3 separate regions of the Homo sapiens genome follow, and all the other regions are linked to region 3. Evidence: chromatin loops called from intact Hi-C (ENCODE). Cell type or tissue: heart left ventricle. All regions are shown on one strand.

Region 1 (8,000 bases), 370 kb before region 3:
TTGAATTGTAACTGGCATAATTCCCACGTGTTGTGGGTGGGACCTGGTGGGAGATAACTGAATTATGGGGGCAGTTTCCCCCATACTGTTCTGGTGGTAGTGAATAAGTCTCACGAAATCTGATGGCTTTATAAGGGATTTCAGCTTGCGCTTGGTTCTCATTTCTCCCTTGTCTGCTACCATGTAAGATGTGCCCTTCACCTTCCACCATGATCGTGAGGCTTCCCGGCCAGGTGGAACTGTGAAGCCTTTAAACTTCTTTTTCTTTGTAAATTACCCAGTCTTGGGTATGTCTTTATCAGCAGTATGAAAACAGGCTAATACAGAGGGATAAAAATTATATGTAGGTAGCATAAATTAGACACAGTGCCTCGAGGGCTTACAGAAAGCATACAATGTTAAAGATCTTTATTTAGATCTTTAGTTAGAATGAAGAGTTGTTTTATAGTTAACACAAAGGAAAAGAAATTTCAGAGACAGTCAAGTCTCCCAAAACATCGGTAGTCAAAGGAAGAATTCAACCTTGACATTTAGTTTCAAAACTTTGGCGCCGGGCGCGGTGGCTGACGCCTGTAATCCCAGCACTTCGGGAAGCCGAGGCGGGCGGATCACGAGGTCAAGAGATCGAGACCATCCTGGCTAACACGGTGAAACCCCGTCTCCACTAAAAAATACAAAAAACAATTAGCCGGGCATGGTGGCGGGCGCCTGTAGTCCCAGCTACTCGCGAGGCTGAGGCAGGAGAATGGCGTGAACCCGGGAGGCGGAGCTTTCAGTGAGCCGAGATGGCGCCACTGCACTCCAGCCTGGGCGACAGAGCGAGACTCCATCTCAAAAAAAAAAACTTTGTCTGGGACAGTATAGAAAAGGAAGAGAAGTTGTATTTTGTTGAATTTTAAAACAAAGTACCATATACAAAGTATGTCTCAATAAGGGAAAGTATACATAAAGTATGCCTTAATCAAGTTTATTCTAAAAACCTAAGCAAAGGAAATAAATAAAATTATAAAAGCCTCATGACTGCATCTGGTTAGAAAGGGGGCTGGAGAGCCAATGCTCCTTGAAATGAGTTGAATATTTCTTTTAATTGTTTCCATGTTATTTGCCTGAGAAACTGTAGCTCCTATCCACAGCATTCACACCATCAGTGTGATAGGCTGATAGAAGCCAGGGCTTGGGACAACTGAATCTCATTGTATCCTTTACTCACCGAACATTTGACAACACAGGAGCAAAACCTGAAAGATGCTTGTGAGGCACTGTGAGATACAAGCTGCAGAAATGGTTGTATTGATCAATCACTTGCCCTTCAGAGAAATATAATAAAATCATCCTTCCTATCCCTCACCTCAAATCATACCCACAGTTCCCTTCCAGCATCTTACTACATTCTTCCAGGTCAATTTCAGGAATCTTTAGATAAAAAGAAACACAGTCCTTCGTTACTGTTCTTCCAGCCCTCCTGTATTCTGCTGGTTTTAGAGAGTGTAGAAAAGCTGTTGGAACTCTAATTTTACATTTTATGTACTATAAGGATCAAAACAAAAATATCTGAGAAGCTTAGAGATCTAATGTTCACCTCTTTTGCCCAGCCTTTCACTGGATTCTTTGATGAGCCTCCAAAAAATATCTCTGATCTGAAACCAAACCCAGATGGAAATTTTTCCTGGCCTCTGTCCATCTGGTCAGCCACCTGTTTCTCTGTTAATACAGGAAGGGGATATGAGAAAACTGAAGGTGTTGGCTCAGAGCCTGTAGAGGTCTGGGGAAGGTGGCTTTTAAAATAATCATTCTTTATTCACTGGCATGCTTCAGTGCCACCTTCATTACTTGGAAATGCAAAGTACTCCAACAATATTTATTAAAAAAATAAATGAATGTCAGAGTACATATTAAAATTTCAGAGCTGGAAGTCACCTTACAGGCCATTTAGTCTAAAGCTCCATTTCATAGTTTAGATAACTGAGGTCCAGAAAAATCGATTACACTCTAAAATTAACATATTTAAAATGAAATGTTTTTTAAAGGTAGAGAAATACTCAGGACAGAACAAGACCCTCAAAGAAAAGTAGATTTGAGCAAATCATACTTTTAAGATTCAAAAATACATTATTGAAAGACTAAATTAATGGACTGGGTGAAAGCAGAGCATACTTATTTGAAAAGAGATAAACTAGGAGATGGAGCTGAGGAAATTGCTCATGAGATGGCAGAGTGGGGGAAATGGAGATATAATATGAAAAATAATTTAATATTCTTTGCTTAGGATTTATATTTTATATCCCTATAAATGCAAAAAACGATGGTAAGCAAATAAATTGGTAAACACAAAGGTAAATCTAAGAAAGTCTTGACTGTAAAAATCAATACTAATAATAATAACTAGAAGGCCGGGCGCAGTGGCTCACACCTATAATCCCAGCACTTTGGGAGGTCGAGGCGGGTGGATCACGAGGTCAGGAGATCGAGACCATCCTGGCTAACACTGTGAAACCCCGTCTCTATTAAAAATAACAAAAAAAATTAGCCGGGCGTGGTGGTGGGCGCCTGTAGTCCCAGCTACTTGGGAGGCTGAGGCAGGAGAATGGCGTGAACCCAGCAGGCGGAGCTTGCAGTGAGCCCAGATCACCCCACTGCACTCCAGCCTGGGCGACAGGGTGAGACTCTGTCTCAAAAATAAATAAGTAAATAAATAAATAAATGATAATGACTAGGCAGAGAGTTAAAAACTAGATGTAAATAACTAGGATTGTCTTGCAGTATTTTTTTTTCAATGATGGAAAAGTTCTGTATCTGCTCTGCCCAATCTGGTAGCCATTAGCCACATGTAACTATTGTACATTTGAAATGTGGCTATGCAACTAAGGAAAATAATTTTTAATTTTATTTAACACTGATTAATTTAAATTTAAATAGCCACATATGGCAAGTAGCTATTGTATTAGCACAGCTTTAGACAATAATAACATGGCAAGTGACTAGAGCCAATCAAAGTTAAAAATCTAAGATCTTTGTATTATTTGGGAGGAGAATGCAGATTTTGAAGGCAGTTGTTTGTGTTAAAAATTTAAGGATAAAGCCTAGAAAAATAAAAAGAGAATGTATCATTTCTAAAGTAGTAGAGGAAAAGGAAACAAAGAAAACACTATAAATAAACAGAAGATAGTAAGAGAGGTGGAAAAAATTAAAGAAAAGCATGGTAAGTAGAAAGCACAAGAAATACAATGGAAATAAATAAGCAATGAACTAGTTTATTTTTTGGTAGAATACAGAAGTTTAATGGAGCTACCATATGAGAACACTGGGTGAAAATATCAGGTAACAAAAGATATACACAGTATTAGGCCTTTTTATATAAAGTTTCAAAACATACAAACTTACTATTTATTTTGCTAACACAAAAATATAGCAAAATATAACAATATTCCTGGGATGAATGACACAAACCCACTCATAGAAGAGGGACAAAAGAAGGGCAGGTCTTTGGTTGAGTATAAATATTTTATTTAAAAAAAAATACTTGAAGCAAAATGTTAACATATACAAAATCTGGGTAGTGAGTGTGAGTTTCAAACCATTTTCTGTTTGAAACTGATAATAGTTTCAAGCTATTATCTTTTATAAATAAAAACTGAAATTCAAAAGGAACACATTAGGCCAAACTATCCAAATACTTTCCTCTTTTCTTTGTGTTGGATTATTTCTATCTGACTGGTTTAGATCTTAGGAATTAAACTTGGTTTCTTGTTGATTAGGAAAGTTCTGTCCACAAAATAATAATCTAACATTTTATTAATGCCCTCCCCACAGCAGAGGACTAAGGAGCTGGATATCCCATTTCCTGTTTCCTTAGAATAGGGTGATGTGGTTTAGATGTTTGTCCCCTCCAAATCTCCTATTGAAATGTAATCCCCAGCCCAGGTGCAGTGCTCGTGCCTGTAATCCTAGCACTTTGGGGGGCCAAGGCAAGTGGATCACTTGAGGTCAGGAGCTCAAGACCAGCCTGGCCAACATGGTGAAACCCTGTCTCTACTAAAAATACAAAAATTAGCCAGGCGTGGTGGCACATGCCTGTAATCCCAGCTACTCGGGAGGCTGAGGCAGGAGAATCACTTGAATATGGGAGGCGGAGGTTGCGGTGAGCCAAGAATGTGCCACTGCACTCCAGCCTGGATGACAGAGCAAGATTCTGTCTCAAAAAAAAAAAGAAAGAAAAGAAAAGAAAAAAGAAATGTAATCCCCAGTGTTGGAGGTTGGAGGTGGGGCCTGGTAGGAGATGTTTGGATCAAGAGGGCAGATCCTTCACCAAATGGCTTAGCACCATGCTTCTGGTGATAAGTGAGTTCTTGCTGTGATCTGGTTGTTTAAAGTGTGTGGCACCTCCTATCTGTCTCTCTTGCTCCCACTCTCGTCATGTGATGTGCCTGCTCCCCCTTTACCTTCTGCCATGATTGTAAGCTTCCTGAGGCCCTCACCAGGAGCCAAGTGGACATTTGTGCCATGCTTGTACAACCTGCAGAAGCATGAGCAAATTAAACCTCTTTTCTTTATAAATTACCCAGTCTCAGGAACTCCTTGATAGCAACTCAAAAATGGACTAATACATGGGGTTAGCAAAACCTTCCCATGCCCCCAGTGGATACCTGAAATGGCAGATAGTACAAATCCTATATATACTACATTTCTTGCTATACATATGATAATGTTTAATTTATGGATTAGGTTCAGTAAGAGATTAAAAACAATAACCAATAATAAAATAGAAAATTATGATATACCAGCATCACTACTCTTACATTTTGGGCCAGCATTAAATTTAATAAGGGTTGTTGTAGGGAAGTGTGGGGCTCCTTGGTTCTTGTCTTCTCGACAAAAAGAATTCAGCCAAGAGACCAATTAGTGAAGCAAGCAAAAATGGTTTATTATGGAAATAAAAGTACACTGTAAGAGAGGAGTGGGCTGACCTGGCTGGGAACAGCCCCAAGAGTTCTGCAATGCAGTTTTTATTACGTTGGACTTTTTGTTTAAGTTCTGGCCTCTGTCTCAAGCCTTTGTCTTTGTCTAGTTTCCTGGCTTCTGTCTTAAGTCTCTGCCTTTGTCCCCATCTAGTTTCCCGACCAGGCTTATGGGACCCTCCCTTACTGTTGGTTAATGTGCATGATTGGGGCCCAGCGATCCATATGAATCCTACCTAATGGCAGTGTGTCTCATAACCACCACCCCAGGAAGGTCAAATCTGTACTTATTGCTCATGTGTATCTCTTAGGAATTCCCCTTTTGCTCTTTTCCCCCTCCTATTAGCATGTAGCTAGCTACTTTCTGACAGTTTAACCACAGAATGAACGATTGCTGGGCTTTTTTTTTTTTTTGACAGAGTCTCTCTCTGTCGTGCCCAGGCTAGAGTGCGGTGGCGCAATCTCGGCTCACTGCAACCTCCGCCTCCTGGGTTCAAGCGATTCCCCCGAGTAGCTGGGATTATAGGTGCCCGCCACCATGCCCGAGTGCGATCTCGGCTCACTGCAACCTCCACCTCCTGGGTTCAAACGATTCTCCTGCCTCACCCTCCCGAGTAGCTGGGACAACAGGCACACACCACCATGCCCAGCTAATTTTTGTATTTTTAGTAGAGACAGGGTTTCACCATGTTGGCCAGGATGGTCTCGATCTCTTGCCCTTGTGATCCACCCGCCTCGGCCTCCCAAAGTGCTGGGATTACAGGCGAGAGCCACTGCGCCTGGCATAATTTTTTGTATTTTTAGTAAAGACGGGGTTTCACCATGTTGGTCAGGCTGGTCTTAAACTCCCGACCTCAAGTGATCCACCCGCCTCAGCCTCCCAAAGTCCTGGGATTACAGGCGATTACTGGGCATCTTAAGGGGAGTTTCAGGGTATTCCTTTTTGCATACCTTGAAGAAGTAACATTTCTCAGTGTCCCCTCAAGGAGGGGACATTCCTTTCGGTATTTCCCCTCCTCTCTGCTCATATTTAGCATGCATGTTTCAGGCAGTCTCTGAGATGCTAGATTTTCCAGCACTTCCTCCTCCAGGGGCTCCCTCTCATGCTCACATCTAACCATCTGCCTGTTCTAACAGGGTTACTTGAACACAAGCACTGCGATACCTCAACAGTTGATGTGATCGCCAAGACCCTGTTAAGTGACTAATGGGGGGTAGATACACTGGGCAAAGGGATGATTCACCTCCCAGGCAGAACACAGGGAACAGCAAGAAACTTCATCATGCTGCTCAGAATGAAGGACAATTTATTATGAATTATTTCTAGACTTTTCCATTGAATATGTTCAGGCCACAGTTGACTGTGAGTATCTGAAACCAAGAAAAGCAACACTGCAGATGAGGGGGGACACTTGTATTCAACTCTGTTCTATTAACGGAATTAGTGAGTACCCTTAGGTGCCATTTTATGGCAGTAGAGGAGGAGGAAAGAAGAGACAGAAGAAAAGGATAAGGATAGAAAGGGAGAAGGGGAAAGAAGGAGAAAGGGTTGTGGTAGAGGGCTCCCAATTGCCTTTGCTCACACAGAAGCCGCCAGCACCATATCCCTATAAATGACAGTTGGATGGAACAACCTAGTCTTCTTGCTTTGACATTTTTCACTGGGTGCTTCTTTCATCATATTGCAATTAGTGTTTACATGCCTGTTTACTCCAGTGAACCATGTCTTGTTCTGCTTCTTACCCTGAGCACTTAGCCCAGTGCTTGACACACACAGAGTAGGCCTTAATAATGTCTGTTGAATTAACACTGAATACACAACTTCAGATCTTAATTGATTTCTTGCCCTCTTGTTTCCATTCATACAGCTTCCTTTTGTTCTGTGAGCCCTCCCAGCCTTTCTCTTTTGCTTCATTGAGTTCATGGTCCCCCTTTCAGGCCCTCAAAATTGTAAACCTTTATGCTTTTCCTTTTTTTTTTTTTTTTTTGAGACTGAGTTTCACTCTTGTTGCCCAGGCTGGAGTGCAATGGCACCATCTTGGCTCATTGCAACCTCCGCCTCCTGAGTTCAAGTGATTCTCCTGCCTCAGCCTCCCGAGTAGCTGGAATTACAGGCATGTGCCACCACATCCAGCTAATTTTGTATTTTTAGTAGAGACAGGGTTTCTCCATGTTGGTTAGGCTGGTTGCGAACTCCCGACCTCAGGTGATCCGCAAGCCTCGGCCTCCCAAAGTGTTGGGATTACAGGCGTGAGCCACCGCATCTGGCACTTTTATGCTTTTTCCATTTTTGGCTCTAAGTTGGGACACTTAAACTAGTTCTAGGTGGCCCACAGAGTGCCTTCTTAGGAAGACAAAGGAAACAGGCTGGGGACAGTGTCTGGGAACAGGAACTTTCTGGGGCCCCAGAAGTATCAGTATCACCAATTCCTGAGCCTGACTTTTTTTACTTTGTGAGGGGTTTGACAGGGAGCTATGGTTGAGAGGATAGAGGAGAGGAATGTGGCAGTTCCTGATACCAAGTTTTCATATCCTTCCCACCGCTTTGTCCCAGGCCGAAGCATAGAGGCCTACAAGCATTCCCTCACACCCAGCCCTGGCCTGCCAAAGCCAGCCCTGGTCTTTGTGGTAACAAACTTCTCTCTCTTTCCCTCCCCCTTTTTTTTTTTTGAGATGGAGTTTTGTTCTCGTTGCCCAGGCTGGAGTGTAATGGTGCAAACTCGGCTCACTGCAACCTCCACCTCCAGGGTTCAAGTGATTCTCCTCCCTCAGCCTCCCAAGTGGCTGGGATTACAGGCATGCGCCACCACGCCCGGCTAATTTTGTATTTTTAAGTAGAGATCGGGTTTCACCATGTTGGTCAGGCTGGTCTCAAACTCCTGACCTCAGATGATCCACCTGCCTTGGCTTCCCAAAGTGCTGGGATTACAGGTGTGAGTCGCCACGCCCGGCCACAATCCTCTCTTTTCAAAAGAAATCAGCTGTGCTTACAGCTGTGGGTGGGGTGGTGCTGTCTTACTAGAGCAAGAAGTCTAGCCTGGCAAG
Region 2 (8,000 bases), 180 kb before region 3:
GTTTCTGGAGAGTGGCAGTAGGTTGTGAAGGTAGGTCAGGGTAGGTGGTTGTACCTTGAGGTGACAATGAACAAACACTTGAGGGGAGTTAGCTGGGTGGATTTCTGGAGGAAGTGCTTTTCAGGAAGAGGAAATAGCGCATGCAAAGGCCCTAAATACTAGCAATATTTTACTTAAAGTACTCAAGGAACATTGGGAAGAAGTAGGCCAGTGGGGGTGGCTGAAATTGAGTGAGTGAGAGGAAGAGGAGTAGGAGATGGAATTAGAAAATTAACAATGGGCTAGATTGTGTAGGACTTACTAGGTCTTTGGAAAGGTGCTGGCTTTTTTCTCTGAATGAAATGAGCCATTGGGAGCAGGGGCATCTGAATAGAGGAGTAGCAAGATTTGACATATATTTTAAAAGAACTATCCTGGCTGTTTTGTTGAAAGTAGATTAGGAGAGAGATTAGTTAAGAGACTATTGCAGTATTCCAGGCAAGAGACGGTGATGTTTGGGCCCAGGATGGTGGTATCAGTGGAGGTGGGGAGAAGTGGTCTGATTTGGATGTATTTTGAAGGTAGCACCAATTGGACTTCAGATAGATTTTCTAGGGGATGTGAGGGGAAAAGAATAATTAAGGATGACTCCAAGATGTTTGGCCTGAGGAACAGGAAGGAAGAAATTGTGATCACCTGAGATGGGGAAGATGCGGGATGTGGGTAGAGCAGTTGCCTTCTTTGTTGGTTGGGGTGGGGATTTCAGTTCTGGATATATCGTATATTAGGTTTAAGACAGCCAAGTAGAGAGCATATAGTCTGTTGGATATGTAAATCTGGAGTTTGAGTGAGAGGTCTGGGCTGGCGATGTAAATGTGGGTGTTGTTGGCATATAGTGATATTTTAGGCTGTGAGACTGCATGATCTCTCTCTCTCTCTCTCTCTCTCTCTCTCTCTCTCGACAGGATCTCGCTCTGTACCCAGGCTGGCATGCAGTGCCAATAGTGGAATAATAGCTCACTGCAGCCTCAAACTCCTGAGATCCTCCTTGAGTTCAGCTTCCCAAGTAGCTGGAACTACAGGTGTACACCACTATTCCTAGCTAATTTTTAAATTTTCAGTAGAGACAGGGGTCTCAGTTTGTTGCCCAGAACTCCTGGGCTCAAGTGATTCTGCCTCCTTGGCCTCCCAAAGTGCTAGGATTACAGGCGTGAGCCATTGCTCCTGGCCTGGGTGAAATCTCTAAAGGAGTTAATGTAGCTAAAGAAAAGAATGGCTCTAAGAACTAAGCTCTGGGGTCCACCAACGCTTACAGTTAAGGAGACTGAAAAGGAAAACGAATAAAGCAGGAAGAAAATGTGGTATCCTGGATGTCAAATGAAGGGGTAGCATAGGACTGTAAAAAATAACATGCAAAACAATTTTAATAATCAAAGGGAAAATGTACAATTGTTCTGTGCCCTTTAAAAATTTTTGTCACTGCCAGGCGCGGTGGCTCATGCCTGTAATCCCAGCACTTTGGGAGGCCGAGGTGGGCGGATCATGAGGTCAGGAGTTCAAGACCAGCCTGACCAACATGGTGAACCCCCGTCTCTGCTAAAAATACAAAAAAATTAGCTAGGCATGGTGGTGCAGACCTATAATCCCAGCTACTCAGGAGGCTGAGGCAGGAGAATCACTTGAACCCAGGAGGCGGAGGTCGCAGTGAGCCAAGATTGCGCCACTGCACTCCAGCCTGGGCGACAGAGCAAGTCTCCGTCTCAAAAAAAAAAAAAATTTGTCACAGCATTAAAAATGTTATGGTTGTAAATGTATAAGGACATGAAAAAATAGTAAAACTAATTTTTACTTAGCACATTGTAATTTAAAACACTGATAACATTAATAATTAAAGTGTTTTATTTCTTTATAAAAACTTTATCAAAAGTGGTTTGAGCAGCACTTGCCTACTTCTCATTGTATAACTTATGATGCAGACTGAACGTCTGTTCTGTGCCTTGGTGAATTGTCATATTCCTGTTTAAGATTGGATCAACTTCCAACATTTTATGATTTTTGCTTTCAATGTTATAAAATATGTCTTAGACTTCCTTTAATGAGAATGAAATATCTCTGAGAGTTCTTTTAATGTGAAGCATTTTATAGGCATCTGGGATATCTTCATTCTTTTTATTACAAACACTTTTCTCATTTATGTTGATAGGTTTGCCTTCACCAGTTTCCACTGGCTGCACATCCAGATTCTCTTGAAAGGCAGCTGTGTCGACATTCCTACAGTCAGCTTTCTCTTCTATAACTCTATTTATATTTGACTTGAATTCACTTCTTGCATCTTTGCTGTACTTTCATCCTTATTGGCCAATTCTCTCTTTTGATTTTCCATTTTTGTAAAATAAAGTTTGTGTATCACTGAGAGACAAGGAGGCAAGATAGCTACACACTTTACTGTCTGCGTGAACTATAAAACAAATATACAGTGACTAGTCACCAACAGACTTTGAAAGAAGTGATGTAATTGTCACTGATTGTGATATGCATCTGTTTAATTACATTGTGGTTAGTGGACTAAAGTCCTGACAGATAAGTTTGTACTTTATGCAATTACTCATAGTTATTAACTGTGTTAACTGAAATTTGAACCATGTTGTTGGGGGAATGGGTTATTTTACTAAATGGTGGTAATCGAAATTCATGCATCTTGTAACTGTGCAAACTGAGAAATGCCATCATATCAAGGAAGACAGACTTGATGGAGGACAGGTGAGCTTCAAAATTAGGGCTCAGCCAGAGAGAGTTATTGGCTTTTCCCAAGAAAGAATTCCAGGGAGAGCTGGTGCTGTTAAACAGCAACTGTTTTTAAGCAACAGTGTACAGCAGCAGCTGAGGTTCTGCTCCTTGTAGAGTAGGGATACCCCATAGGCATTGTGCCCAGAATTGTAGCTCAAAGGCAGTTCTGCACTCATATTATGCAGAAATTTCCAGGAAAAGGGTGGTAACTTCCAGGTGTTCGCGTCGTTGCTGTGGAAAGGGGTGGTTACTTCCGGATGTTGTCATGGCAATGGTAAACTGATATGGCGCACTGGTGGGCATGTCTTATGGAAAGCTGCCTCTGCCCCAGACCTATTTTAGCTAGTCCTCAATTTGGCCCTGTGTCTGAGCCGAGCCTCCAGAGTCGAGCCCCACTTCCTACCTCAGAATGATTCATTATGTCAGATGGGGATTTAGCAATATTAAGGGAATTGGGGACCTTGGAGACCTTAATGAGGAGTTTCAGTGGAATGGGAAGAGGGGGAGAACCTGATGGCAGTAGATTTAAGAGAGAATGGGAGAGAGGAATTCTGGATCAGAGCGGAGACTACTCTTTTGGGGAGGTTTGGTGCAAGGGACAACAGAAAAATGGGGCAGCAGCTGGCAGAGAAAGTGAAGTCAGGAGAAGTTTTTGTTTTATTTTGTTTTTGCTTTTGTTTTTACATAGAATAAATAGCATGTTTGTATGCTAATGGGAATGATTCCATAGAGAGGAAAACATTGATAAGTGTGTGAGAGAGCGGGGACAATTTCTGGAGTTTGTGAGAGGATGGGGTTTAGTATGAGTGGAGGAATTGGCTTCAGATAGAAGCACCAACTATTCACCTAGGGCAGTATTTCTCAAACTTCCGGGTCTTGAGACACCTTTATACCCTTAAAAATTATTGAGGGCCCCAAAGAGTTTTTATGTGTTTATATCTATTGCTATTTAGCATATTAGAAATTGTATCTGAAAAATTTTCAAATATTAATTTATTTTGAAAACGATAAACCCATTTCATGTCAACACAACATAATTTTGTGAAAAATCAGTTTTTACAAACAAAAAAAATTTAGTGAGAAGAGTGATATTGCTTTACATTTTTGCAAACCTCTTAATGTCTGACTTACTTAGTAGTAGAAGATGACTGGATTTTCATGTGCTTTTGTATTCTGCCTGCGGTGATAGCCTGTGTTGTGTGACCTTTGGAAAACTCCATTGTGCACTTATGGGAAAACAAGAGTAAAAAGACAAATAATGACTAAGTATTATCACAAGAATAATTTTGACTTCACAGACCCCTGAAGGGTCTTGGGAACCTCCAAGAGTCCTGGGATTACTCTTTAAAACCTTGATCTAGGGCAACAGGCAAAAGGCAGCATATGTGGGTTCAGATTCTGGTAGGTGGGTAGATATTGGGAGGCCTTGTGATTGTTTCGTGATAGTAGTGCAGTAGAAACAGTGAGGATAGAGGGAGATGTTGGAGGTTTCAAGAGAGAGGAGAAGTTATGAAATGCTCTATTTTATTGAATATATAAATATCAATAAAATGAATATGAAATAAAATCTAAAACAGCATATTTTAGCTACTACTAAGAAAGAAAAAATTGCCAAATATAATCCATATCATTAATTGAAAATGCATGTTAATTCCACAGATGTTAAAATGTAAAAAAAAAAATTGTCTCATTTCATGGACACATCTTTAAAAAAAAATGCCTCAGGACTTAAACAAATATGATAGCTCTCCAGGAAAGTGGGAGGTTGAACGGACTAGAGAAGCGTAGTTTGGTGGTTGGACAGCATTAAAGGCCCACTTCATATTCATAGTCATATATTTAATTCAAGTACTTCCCGAAAGTTTTTTTCTGTAATTGTCACTTGTTTATGCAAATACCAGCAGACACTGGAAAGCTTCTTGCTTCAGCATACCACTAATTAAATCATCTTTAAAATTTTTTTAAATTTAGTAATTTAAGTTTTTTAAAATGTAGTAATGAGGAAAAGATACCACTGTGACTCTTAGAATATGATATCAATAAAAATAAGGAGAAATTCAAATTTTAGGTTGCCATATGGATATGGTTTGTTTGGCCCCAGCAAGCTATGGTTTTAGATATGGTTTGTTTGGCCCCATGAAGCCTTATGTTGAAATCTGATCCCCATTGTTGGAGATGGGCCTCATGGAAGGTGTCTGGATCCTGAGGGCAGATCCATCATAAATAGCTTGGTGCCATTCTCATAGGAATGAGTTCTCACTTGTAGTTCCCATGAGAACTGTTGTTGAAAAGAGCCTGGCACCACCTACTCTCTCTCTCTTGCCTCTTCTCTTATCATGTGATCTCTGCACATGTCTGCTCCCCTTCCCCTTCCACCATGAAGGGAAGCAGCCTGACATTTTCACTAGAAGCAAATGTTGGTACCATGTTCCTTATACAGTCTGCAGAACTCTGAGCCAAATAAGCCTGCTTTTCTTTTTTAAATAAATTACCAGCCTCAGTTATTTCATAGCAACACAAATGGACTACGACATGGGGTAAGAGATCCATTGCCATCCTCATTTTGATCCTCACCCCCGCCCTTCTTCTCTTGTGATGGGTCAGAGAGATGAGTTAGGAAAAACACATGGAGACGATACAAATCCACTGTCGCATCTTCTGTGCCTCTTAGCTATTCTGCGTTTAGCTCCCGACTCACCCATCTGATAAAGAATCGCGATCTAAGGAAATGCAGTTACAAATATATTTTGCCACTCATTGCAGAGTCATGAAAGGGGATCATGAGTACTTGTCAGACCAGTACTTTTTATGTCAATTGTCAGTTCTAAGATGATGAAATTTGGAGTTGGCCATTTGCTTTCTCTGAGCCAGAAAATTAGAATAATGCATAGGTAACTGAGTATTAACTTCATCTTCAAGTTCTTAAATTCTCTTTGGGTTTGGGGTCCTCCACTGCAGTATTTTGAACTCAAGACTTAAGGCCAGCAAATGCACACACTTATTAACCTACCTTCCACAGGAAATCCACATGTGTGAATAGCATAGATACATACACACATTTGTTCATATGTATTATTCTTGTTCCATTAACATGCCTATTTGTGCACTTTAGCTTCAAGAGGACCCTACTCACTTACTCAATTATCTTTTTAATCCTTTTCTTTTTCACTTCTAGCTACTTTTCCCATGAGAATTTTCCAAATATTCTCATTTTCTTTTCCATTTTCTTTAAGGAGATAGAAGTAATTGGTTTCAAATATGAGATCAAATGATCCAATGTGGGCTTCATCAGTTTTCTCACCCTTCATCTTAGAATGTTTCTCTACTATCACTCTTCTTCTCTTTACCTTCTTTTGTCAGAGATAAGTAACTCCTCCTATTTCTTCAAATCTAATTCTTCTATTTTGTGTCTGTAACCACTTTCCTCCTGACTGCTCCAGAATCTTTTTGACTTTTTTTAATGACTGCTTCATAAATTGCTTTCTTGAAGGTCATTGGTTGTTTCCAAGTATAATGGACTCTTCTCATTTAGTCATTAATTCAACAGATATTTGAGCTTATACCATATACCAAACTTTATATTAAATGCTTAGGCAATTATATGAGAGAATAGGGAGCTCATAATCTAGAGCAAGGGTTGGCAATTTTTTTTTTTTTAAGTGAAGGGACAGGTAGTAAGTAGTTTAGGCTTTGTGGGTCATACCTTCTTTGGCATGACTACTCAACTCTACCCTTACAGCGTGAAAGCAGCCGTAAACAATACATAAATGAATAGGAGTGGCTATATTTCAATAAAATTTTATGTATAAAAAATAGGCAGCAGGTTGGCTTTGGCCTGGGTGTCATAGTTTGCTGACCCCTTGGTATAGTCTTTAGTTTTTCTGATCTACATATAATATTGATTACTCTTTATTACCCCTCTTTTGAAATCCTCTCTTGAGTTCTGGAAATTCAAAGTTTCTGGTAGTCCTACCTCTCTTAAAGCCTATTGTGTGTGTCTTTCCTACTTCCGTCTACTAGGTTGGCATTTCTCAAGGTCCTGTTTTTGGTCCTTTTGCTTGCCTTCTCTAAACTTTCTAGACATTGCAGTATCTGAATTGCTCTCCATTCTGCTGAATCTATTTTCAACATGTCTTTGTCCATCTGAGCCACCAGCATCTCCCACTTTGTACAACTAAAAATGAAGCCATTGTCATTTTCATCTTTCTAGCACACCTGCTCTTCCTTATTCCTTCTTTTTGCTTATCTGTCTCATTTTCTAAGTGGAGGACTTTGCCAGGATGCTCATAGCAAAATATTCTAAGAGCACACAGAAAACTGTGACATCCCTCTTACCTCTGGAAGATTAGCCACTCTATAAAACACGTTCACTTTTATGGAAGTTATGGAAGGTCATTGGAGGGCTTGGCACAGAGTTCAACTAGCATGTTAGGACCTCCGGCCACCTCTCAGTTGGCAGTCCCTGTTGGACATAACCAGCTGGCCCCTCTGTTTTCTTGTTGAGCCATGTGAGCAAACCTTGCCCTGTAACTTGCAGCTCTTTTCCAGAGTGTGCCCTGACTTGGGCTTTGGCAATAAAGTAGGGGCTGTAACTTTAACTAGCTCTTCCTTAAACAGTACCACCTATTGCCATCTATCTGTGAATTTACTCCATCTTGCTCAAAGGCAGCAGATGCCATGGGTATTTTTCCTGCTGTATAAAGGGGAATGGGAATCTGGCTTCTTTGGGAAAGGGAGAGTTATTGTCTCTTTCCCCAAATGATTGGATGATCACATTTTAACTTTATATGTTTCATGGCTCTAGTTCTTGGAAACACATGCAAGATTGAGGTTTGACTGCTTTCTGCCACTAAAATAGCTCCCTGGTGGTCATTCATAATTTAGTATATATGATTTGAATTACATTCATCAGATAAACACATTCTGCTTCTATAATTAATAATGCCAGAGAGCATTTAGATATTGGGGATTATTACAACAATTTTTATTGTTCTTGGCTTACTACAAAAGTAACACATGACCAGAATTTGAAAATTTAGGGAATAAAAATCTAGGTAATAGAAATGGAAATAAACAAAAATTTTTGAAAATCTTATAACTCAGAGATAACTGCTTCTAATATTTTGTTTTTAAAGATGCATATAAAGTGGAAAATTCTGTAATACTATTTTGCTTTTTTCACTTGATAGTCTATCATGAACCCTTGTGAAATGAAATATTTGAAGACACAGATA
Region 3 (8,000 bases):
CGTTCAGGCTGGAGTGCAGTGGCGCAATCTCTGCTCACTGCAAGCTCTGCCTCCCAGGTTCAAGCAATTCTCCTGCCTCAGCCTCCCCAGTAGCTGGGATTACAGGTGCGTGCCACCACACCTGGCTAATTTTTTCTTTTTTTAATTTTTAGTAGAGATGGGGTTTCACCATGTTGGCCTCAATGCTGGTCTCAATCTCCTGACCTCAAATGATCCACCTGCCTCAGCCTCCCAAAGTGCTGGGATTACAGGCGTGAGCCACCGTGCCTGGCCCCAAAAATGTCTTAAAAAGCCATTTCATGAATAATGCAATTCCTTCCCCTTCATCTTCATCCCAATACAGTAGATTTATAGTTTCACTTTCTGCGGTTTTAGCCAATGGTTGTCCAAAAATATTAAATGGAAAAATTCCAGAAATAATTAATAAGTTTTAAATTGTGCACCATTCTGAGTAGCATGATAAAATCTCACACCAACTGCTCCAGCCCACTTGAGATGAAAATCATCCCTTTGTCCAGCATATCCATGCTGTCTATGCTACCTTTTGTTTAGTCACTTAGTAGCCCTCTTGGTTATCAGATCAAAAAAACATAGTAGACTGTAATACGGTTCAGTACTATTCAGTTTCAGGCATCCACCAGGGGTCCTGGAATGTACTCTCCATGGATAAGAGGGCTACTGTAATCTTTATGAAATGAACCCTGAGAGGAGAGCTATAAAAATGCTCCTAGGTGTTCCACAGTCTGCGTAAGGTGTTACAGGTGTGTTGTTCTGTTTCAAAAGTAACACTTCATCTACACCTGGCTGGCATTTCAGATCCCTTTAATATTCACTCCCCTTATTTCCAAGAATTTTTTTTTTCTTTTTTTTAACACAGGGTCTCTCACTCTGTCACCCAGGCTGGAGTGCAGTGGCACAATCCTGGCTCACTGCAGCCTCATCCTCCAGGGCTCAGGTGATCCTCCCATCTCAGCCTCCCAAGTACCTGGGACTACAGGCATGCCACCACACCCAGCAAGTTTTTGGTATTTTTTGTAGAGATAGGGTTTCACTGTGCTGCCCAGGCTGGTCTCAAACTCCTGGGCTCAAGCCATATGCCCTTTGGGGGCTCAGCCTCCCAAAGCTCTGGGATTACAGGCGTGAACCATTGTGCCCAGCCCTTTCTATGAAATTTCTTAGAGATCCCGCTTAAACTTGTTATAACGAGCAGCCCTCTTAGAACAAACTATAAAAGAAAGGAGGGAGAAAGGGACTGAACCGTTTCTCTCATTAAACTTGTACCCAATTTGACCTTAACAGTGAGCGTGTCCCATTGCATTGTTGAGAGGATTTTAGAAGGTTCCTGAGTTGCATATTTTCAAGTATTATCATGCCCTATTTTTCAGTCTAAGCCTTCTCTTGGGACTTTTTCTTTTAAATTAAAAACATTGTTTAAAATGTGTTATCAGAGTAACATTAATGTAATGAGAAGAGGCAACCTTATCAGATAAGATAATCTGTTTTTCCTGAAGGATGCCATTTTCATTGCATTAGGTTGTTTGCTCACAGAGACCTGTAGACACATAGATTAGCCCTGCACATCAAGTCTTCTTTCTCACCAAGCCAATTTCCTGTTTGATTTTTACACTCCAAGAATCACAAGTACAGTAGCAGCTCCATGGGGACAAACAGAATAGGAAAGATTGAGTTATCTTTAATATTTGTTTTTGTTTTTTATTTCCAAGAAAATCTCTTTTAGAAAAGATGAAGTTGTCTTGTCCATATATGCCAGTGAATGCATGTAAATCCATTTACCATAGAGAAGAACACAGTTCTTTTACTGTTAAAGCCAAATAGAAGAGTCAGTAGTCATGTCATCCAAGACAGAGGCTCTTCTGGCCTTCAATGTACAGAGACATGTTGCATTAAATTCAGTTAAGGGCAACCAATGAAAAACAAGCTACACACAAAGATTACCTCTCACCCCATCATGCAAAGTTTCCATTCAGCAACATCTGGAGACTGCACAGCCCATTTGATTTAAATAGAAGACTCAGAGGCAGAAACCATATTCAGCCCAGATTCTTTGTGAACATAGCTTGTTGCTGAACCAATTCACTCTGCTTCTAATTCACAAATCTTCAGCCCTAAGCGGCATCATTTGGTTCTTATGAGGCACAGAGCCCTTTCCCCACCCAGGGCCTTTGCTTGGTCCATTCTCGCTGCCCGCATTGTGGCTCCCCTGGCTCTTGGCCTGCTGGCTCCCTCTCAGACTTCAGGTTTCAATTAAAATAACAGCCCTTCCCACTCTCCTTACTTCAGAGTTAGTCTCTGACATGGCAGTCTGTTGATTTCTAAGTCCTATTCCAGGGCTTGACATCTCATAGTTGCTTGTTGAATTAATAAATGTTAACTCCAAAAAATAATAATAAATGCTTTCTCCAGTTAAAAAAGTAGATATTACACCGTTTTTTAACAGAATAGTAGTGACAAATAACAATTGATCGCCTTAGCTGGGTGTGGCAGTTACAGCTACTTGGGAGGCTAAGATGAGAGGATCACTTGAGCCCAGGAATTTGAGGCCACAGTGAATTATAATCTTGCCACTGCATTCCAGCCTGGGCAACAGCGTGAGATCCTGTCTCTTAAAAAAAGCCCAGAAGAGTATATTTTAGTTAAACATACACATGCCTGTGATCATCAAATACCAAGACTGTAATGATTAGCTCAAGCTGTTGAGAAGCAGAAGCTGCCTTCTAATGGTGACATGCAGGATGCTCAGGCAGAATTTTAAATGGGTGCCACATTGAATACCTGACCACTCTATTTCAGAACTGTTCCTCCTCTGGATGCTTATATGCATTTATTATCTATTCCATTCACCCATCCAATAAGCACTACTACTGCTTTAAGACTCTTATGAACCTCTTCCACTAAAGTTTAAGCTTCTGGATACCAGGGACAACTCTTTTTAATAATAATGGCAAATACTATTGAGTATCTCTTACGTGCTAGTCATAATGTTATGTATTTTCCTGTATTAATGTATGTGGTGGAGCTTTGACTTAAACCCGGACAGAATGACAGCAGAGCCTGCACACCTACACTTTTCTTAAACCTGGATCTGGGCCGGGCACGGTGGCTCACACCTATAATCCCAGCTCTCTGGGAGGCCGAGGTGGGCAGATCACTTGAGGTCAGGAGTTTGAGACCAGCCTGGCCAACATGGTGATACCCCATCTCTACTAAAAATACAAACATTAGCCGGGCGTGGTGGCGAGTGCCTGTAATCCCAGCTACTCGCGAGGCTGAGGCATGAGAATCGCTTGAATCTGGGAGACAGAGGTTGCAGTGAGCTGAGATCGCACCACTGCACTTCAACCTGGGAGACTGAGTGAGACTCCGTTCTCAAAACAAAAACAAAAACAAAAAACAAGCAAAAAGCCTGGATCTGACACTTCTTAGCTGTTTGCATGACCTTTGGTGAGTTGCCTCAGTTTCCACCTCTGTAAGGTAGGGAGGATAGAGTATCTACCTCAAGGGTTGTTGTGAAGATTAAGAGTTGATACTTGTAAAATGCTTAGAATAGTTCCTGGCACACAATAGGTACTCATTAAGTGTTTGTTGTTTGTTGTTGTTGTTATTGTAACCATTATTGCTTATAGGAAAGTCCCTTGTCTGGGAAACCCTCGGTCCTGGTTTTAGCATGGAAAGTCCCATGGCCTTGGTAAAAGTTCAAAACGGGTCCATATGGCAGGCTGAGGACAGAGAGTCAGCCTGGCGCCCTGGTGGTCACTCTCCACTGTCCTGCATCTTTTTCAGAGCTCACCTCTGAAAAACTGCCCCTTACTCTTTGTAATTGCCACCCTCCCAGTATTTCAGGACACTGTACTACTTAGCCAACAGGGTGTACAGAAATCATATACCTTTTTCGCACATTCTTCTATGTACTAAGCTTGTCCAACCCGCCTTATTCTGTTGTCGTTGTTGTTCTGTTTTGTTTTGTTTTAGGCTTTTAGCAGCCTGAAGCCGTGGTTTTTAGTTTCTGTCTCTAATGAAGCTGAAAAGAGGGATGAGGAAGGGGCTTTACTGGCCCAGCCAGAAACAGAAACTAAGAACCTGTGACTGTATTCAGTCTCTTTAACATCCCAGATTGTAGACCATCACTCTAGTTTCCCCACTTCCTGTTAACTTTTATAACTATCTCTGAACTTTAACAGAACACTATTTTGTGTTTGCAAATAACGTGCTAAAACGCCTTTCCTAGCCGAATCAAACCCTAGCATCTAGTGCCCCCTGCTGCCCTTTCATAGGAAAGGCAAGAAGGATGAAAGTTTGATTCACTGACAGTAAAATTTTTACTTGTCGAGATTTCAATAGGAATCGGTATAAATATCCTAAATTATATTCACGTTTCATCTTTTCTTTGAACCTACTCCTTGACTTGGTTTTTTGTCTTGCCTTTGCGAACATTCATTTTTGCTTAATTATATTTTTCTCATTTATATTTGCTTTCCTTGAATTTCCTTTTGGTTGTTTTGCTATTGCTATTTGAACTTGTTTTGTCTTGGCTCTTTCTCACTTTGGCCATGCCTTGACACAGACGCGCGGGGTCGAGAGGCTGCGGGCTCGGCGGGCGGAGGGCGCATGGGAGCCTCTTGGCCCTGGACCTGCCCCTGCAATCCTTCCGCGGGATCTCTTGGACCCTCTCCAGGGTCCTGGCTCTGAGACGTTGCTAGAGGACAAATCCGCGGGATTTAGAGCGCGGCCAATGGGACAGCGGTGCCTGGCTGAGTGTCAGGCAAAACTAGCCAATAAACATGTAGTTTGGGCAAGGTGGGTCCGTCCCCTAACTCGGACCTTATAAAGCGCGCCCGCTGCTCCCACAAAGCCGGGCTGTCCCAGGCTGAGGCGGTTGCTCCCCTGCCGGGTGTGTTAGAAGCAAGTTAGAGGAAGAAGGTCTTGGGGACTACGGGCGCCACCGAGAACCCATACGAGGCAGCCGCCGACGGCGGGTCGCCGGGGCGGGGCCAGAACGGCGCCAAGGCCAACCAGAACGGCGGCAAGAACTAGGGGGACGCGGGGCAGGTGCTGTGGGAGTTGGCTGGACCTGTGGGATCGACGTCTGCGCCGTCCAGGAGCCGCCCAGGGGAGAGAGCGGAGACTCGGGAGGAGGATGTGCGCTCCGACCCGGGCAAGGCTTCCCATCCCTCCCTTCCTCTTCTCTCCTTCCCTCCACCTGGGCTCGGAGTCAGGATCTGACCGCGGGCTCTGCCCAGGAAGACCGAGTTCCTTGAGAGCGACACCTAAGCGCCGGGGAAGACAGGGATAGAAGAGACGACAGCCCTTTGATAAGAGGGTTTTTAGACTAACTTCCACCTGTGACGAGTGCATGGGGCCTGCGCCCTGAGAGGTTGCCTTTCCTTTTCCTCTCCCACCCTGGGGGTTTGTGGTGATGTTAAGTTCTGTTAGGACCAAGGTGGATCTCAGTAAGGAGGTAGAGTAGATTTGTGAACAGCTGTCGGAGGTAGAATCTTTGCAGACCCAGAGTGGGTGGGTGTAGACACTTTGCCATGGGTGGTAGCTTTATTTGTAATCCTCCCAGTGAAAGCTTTGGGAAATCCAGCCCTCCCAAACTCTTGCCTTTCTTGTAAGACTTTCTAAGCGCATGGCTTTGTCGTAAGACTTCTCGTGGCCATGTGTCTCACCCTACCGTTCGTCTCACCAATGAACCAGAGCTGGGATACCAGCAAAAAGGACCCAAAAGACTGTTTCACCACAATTGAAGAGGTCGTGGACCATCCCCCAAAATGAATCCCAACACTGGAAGACCAAGAGGGTTGACGTTTGCTATCTTGAAAGCTGCAGCCCCCGTAGAGAAGGTAAGCTGTGTATTCCATCAAAGGTCTGTGTGTGCAGGATTGCATTTCCAAGAGAAGGCATTCCTGGATCATGATCATTTTGTCTGAGCTGCATGTGGCCAAGTGCACTGGGGGAAGCAGAGTTTAGGAACTTGTTCCTGTATGGATTAAGTGGGAAGTGAAAAGTATTAAATATATGGGCGGGAGTGGTCCAGGAAGGGGAGAGTGGACATTTAGTACCTGTTTGGGCCCCTGCACTAAATGCTTCACATATAAGGATTAGAAAAACACCCAAAGATTCTTAGATAAGCATTTCAGTGCCATTTTACAGAAGGAAAAACTAAGATGCAGAGAGGATTAAGCAACTAGAAGAGACCACATAGTGAGTAAAGCGTGGAACAGCAAGGATTCCAACCCTGTAGCGCAGCTTTATGTCTGGAGGAAGCAAGTCTTAGACTGGGACTGTCAGGCCAGGAAGAAAACTCAGAGCATGGACAAAAGGTTCAGAGGGAGTGAGGACCGATTTATATGTGTTGAGGTAAACCAGGTGGATTTCTGTTTTGGAGAAAATTGGGAAGTCAGGCTTAGGTAGAGGGTGGTGTGTTTGGAGGGGATAAAATATTTTGTGCACCTGTAGTTTGTGTATTCCACCTGTGGTAGAATCTTGTGGCTCAGAAAGAAAGAACCTGCCTCGGGTAATGCTACTAAGAAATGCCAAACAGAATTAGAACCAGAGTCTACTTAACCCCCTTCTCAGAAGAAATTGTCCAGGTTTTAGCACTGAAAGTCTTACATCTTGGGAAACTGAACCGTCCCAGTTTTAATGCTAAAAGTCCCTCATCCTGGGAAATCCCTTAGCTGTGGTTTTAGCACTGACAGTCCTGCTTCCTAGGAAACTCCTTACTTCTGGTTTTAGCCCTGAAAGTCCCCAAACCCCTTAGTCCTTGGCAAATCTGGATGATTGATCCACTTACCCTTCTGTTGGAACAGATCCTAGAGCAGAAGGAGCACAGGCTGGGCTGCCATAGCATGGACCCCCAAAAAGCCACTGTCATGAAGAAATATCCTGTGAAGAAAATCTTTGCAGGGCACCTGAACTCCCAAAGCCACTGAGGAGAAGGTAAGGGAGTACTTTGGTGAGTTTGGGGAGGTGAATTTCTCCCCAGGATATGGTTTATGCTCCCCACCAGCCACCAGTGGATGCTTTTTTCTGTTTTCCTTGGCTGGTGGAGTTGTCAGTGGAGCTGCTCTCACCTCCTTTCTTGCCTTTGGAGGGCCGCCTTTTCTGAGTTCCCTTTAGGGCCTGAGCCAGGGGAAGGCATTGGCCCTGAGCTTTGCCTGTGTTTCCAGATGGAGGCCATTGAACTTTCAGTGGATCCAAAGTCTAACAAAAGACAATGTCTTGTTTTCGTCACCCCCCAAAGAAGAGGAACCTGTGAGAAATATTCTGGAGAAATTTAACACCATCAGTGGAAGCAAGGTGAGGAGTCTCTACCTCCATGTGCCTCCCCTCCTGCCTCTGGAGAGGTAGCCCTTTGGTTAATGGCAACCCAATAGGGTAACCAACCATCCCATTTTAGCATTGAGAGCATTGTGTCCTGGGAGACCCTTCCCTGGAATGTAAATAATCCTGGTTTTAGCAACAAAGTGTGGAAGGTTGGAGGAAATGCACAAAACCCGTAAGTTTTAGAGGGTCTGAAAGCAACATTGTCTATCAAATGGATACGGCACAGATTATTCATCTTTACTTGTTGTCACCCATTTGACCACTGATACTGGCAACCATAATTTGTAGTTCAGAATGGTCATCCATCCATCGTTGCATCATTCAAAGTGATGTGGCTTAAGTGTATATAATGATTATTAATAGTTCATCTTCGACTTTGCCTGTGGATTAATTGGTGTGCTTTGTAACAAGATAGTGCTAGTTTAATTTTTTAACATTGTGAATATTGTGACCATGTTTTCTAAGAGGTCAGATAATGAGAATGGTTATAATACCAATGCAACCATGACCCCATCACTGAAGAAGAAGGCTAAACGACTATGTAATTTTGATGATGGATGGAAGGACACATACTACTGAACTAGGAAGGTAAATAACCAAAACAGAGCATACTACATAATATACAGAAAAAAATTTGAGATTGGACATGGTGG

The links. Peaks named below come from ENCODE experiments on the same cell type or tissue, not always from the same donor. Only the 100,000 strongest peaks of a DNase experiment are listed, where the experiment ranks them.
Region 1: a loop joins it to region 3, with 2.5 times the contacts of the local background. A loop is called at or near these places in 75 of 110 quality-filtered maps.
Region 2: it touches region 3 in a loop (2.2-fold over the local background); 16 of 110 quality-filtered maps call a loop at or near these places.

What each region holds. Positions count from the first base shown.
Region 1 is chr6:52,291,565-52,299,564 of GRCh38, forward strand. No RefSeq gene overlaps it. Among named protein-coding and RNA genes, the nearest start is that of MCM3, 11 kb to the left of the region's middle. RefSeq lists an enhancer at 5,172-5,391. In heart left ventricle, no CTCF peak of the experiment used is centred here; no DNase peak of the experiment used is centred here.
Region 2 is chr6:52,480,602-52,488,601 of GRCh38, forward strand. The region is part of intron 9 of EFHC1 (EF-hand domain containing 1); the gene reads left to right. Among named protein-coding and RNA genes, the nearest start is that of EFHC1, 64 kb to the left of the region's middle. In heart left ventricle, no CTCF peak of the experiment used is centred here; no DNase peak of the experiment used is centred here.
Region 3 is chr6:52,659,559-52,667,558 of GRCh38, forward strand. It overlaps LOC730101 (a long non-coding RNA gene), which reads left to right and starts at 4,843. Exons shown (of 3, transcript NR_024405.1): 1 at 4,843-5,861; 2 at 6,831-6,960; 3 at 7,191-8,000. RefSeq lists enhancers at 3,602-3,701, 4,633-4,927, 5,299-5,418 and a silencer at 4,633-4,927. In heart left ventricle, a CTCF peak has its summit at 4,299 (motif pointing left); a DNase peak (open chromatin) is centred at 4,813; H3K4me3 peaks cover 1,931 bases; H3K27ac peaks cover 356 bases.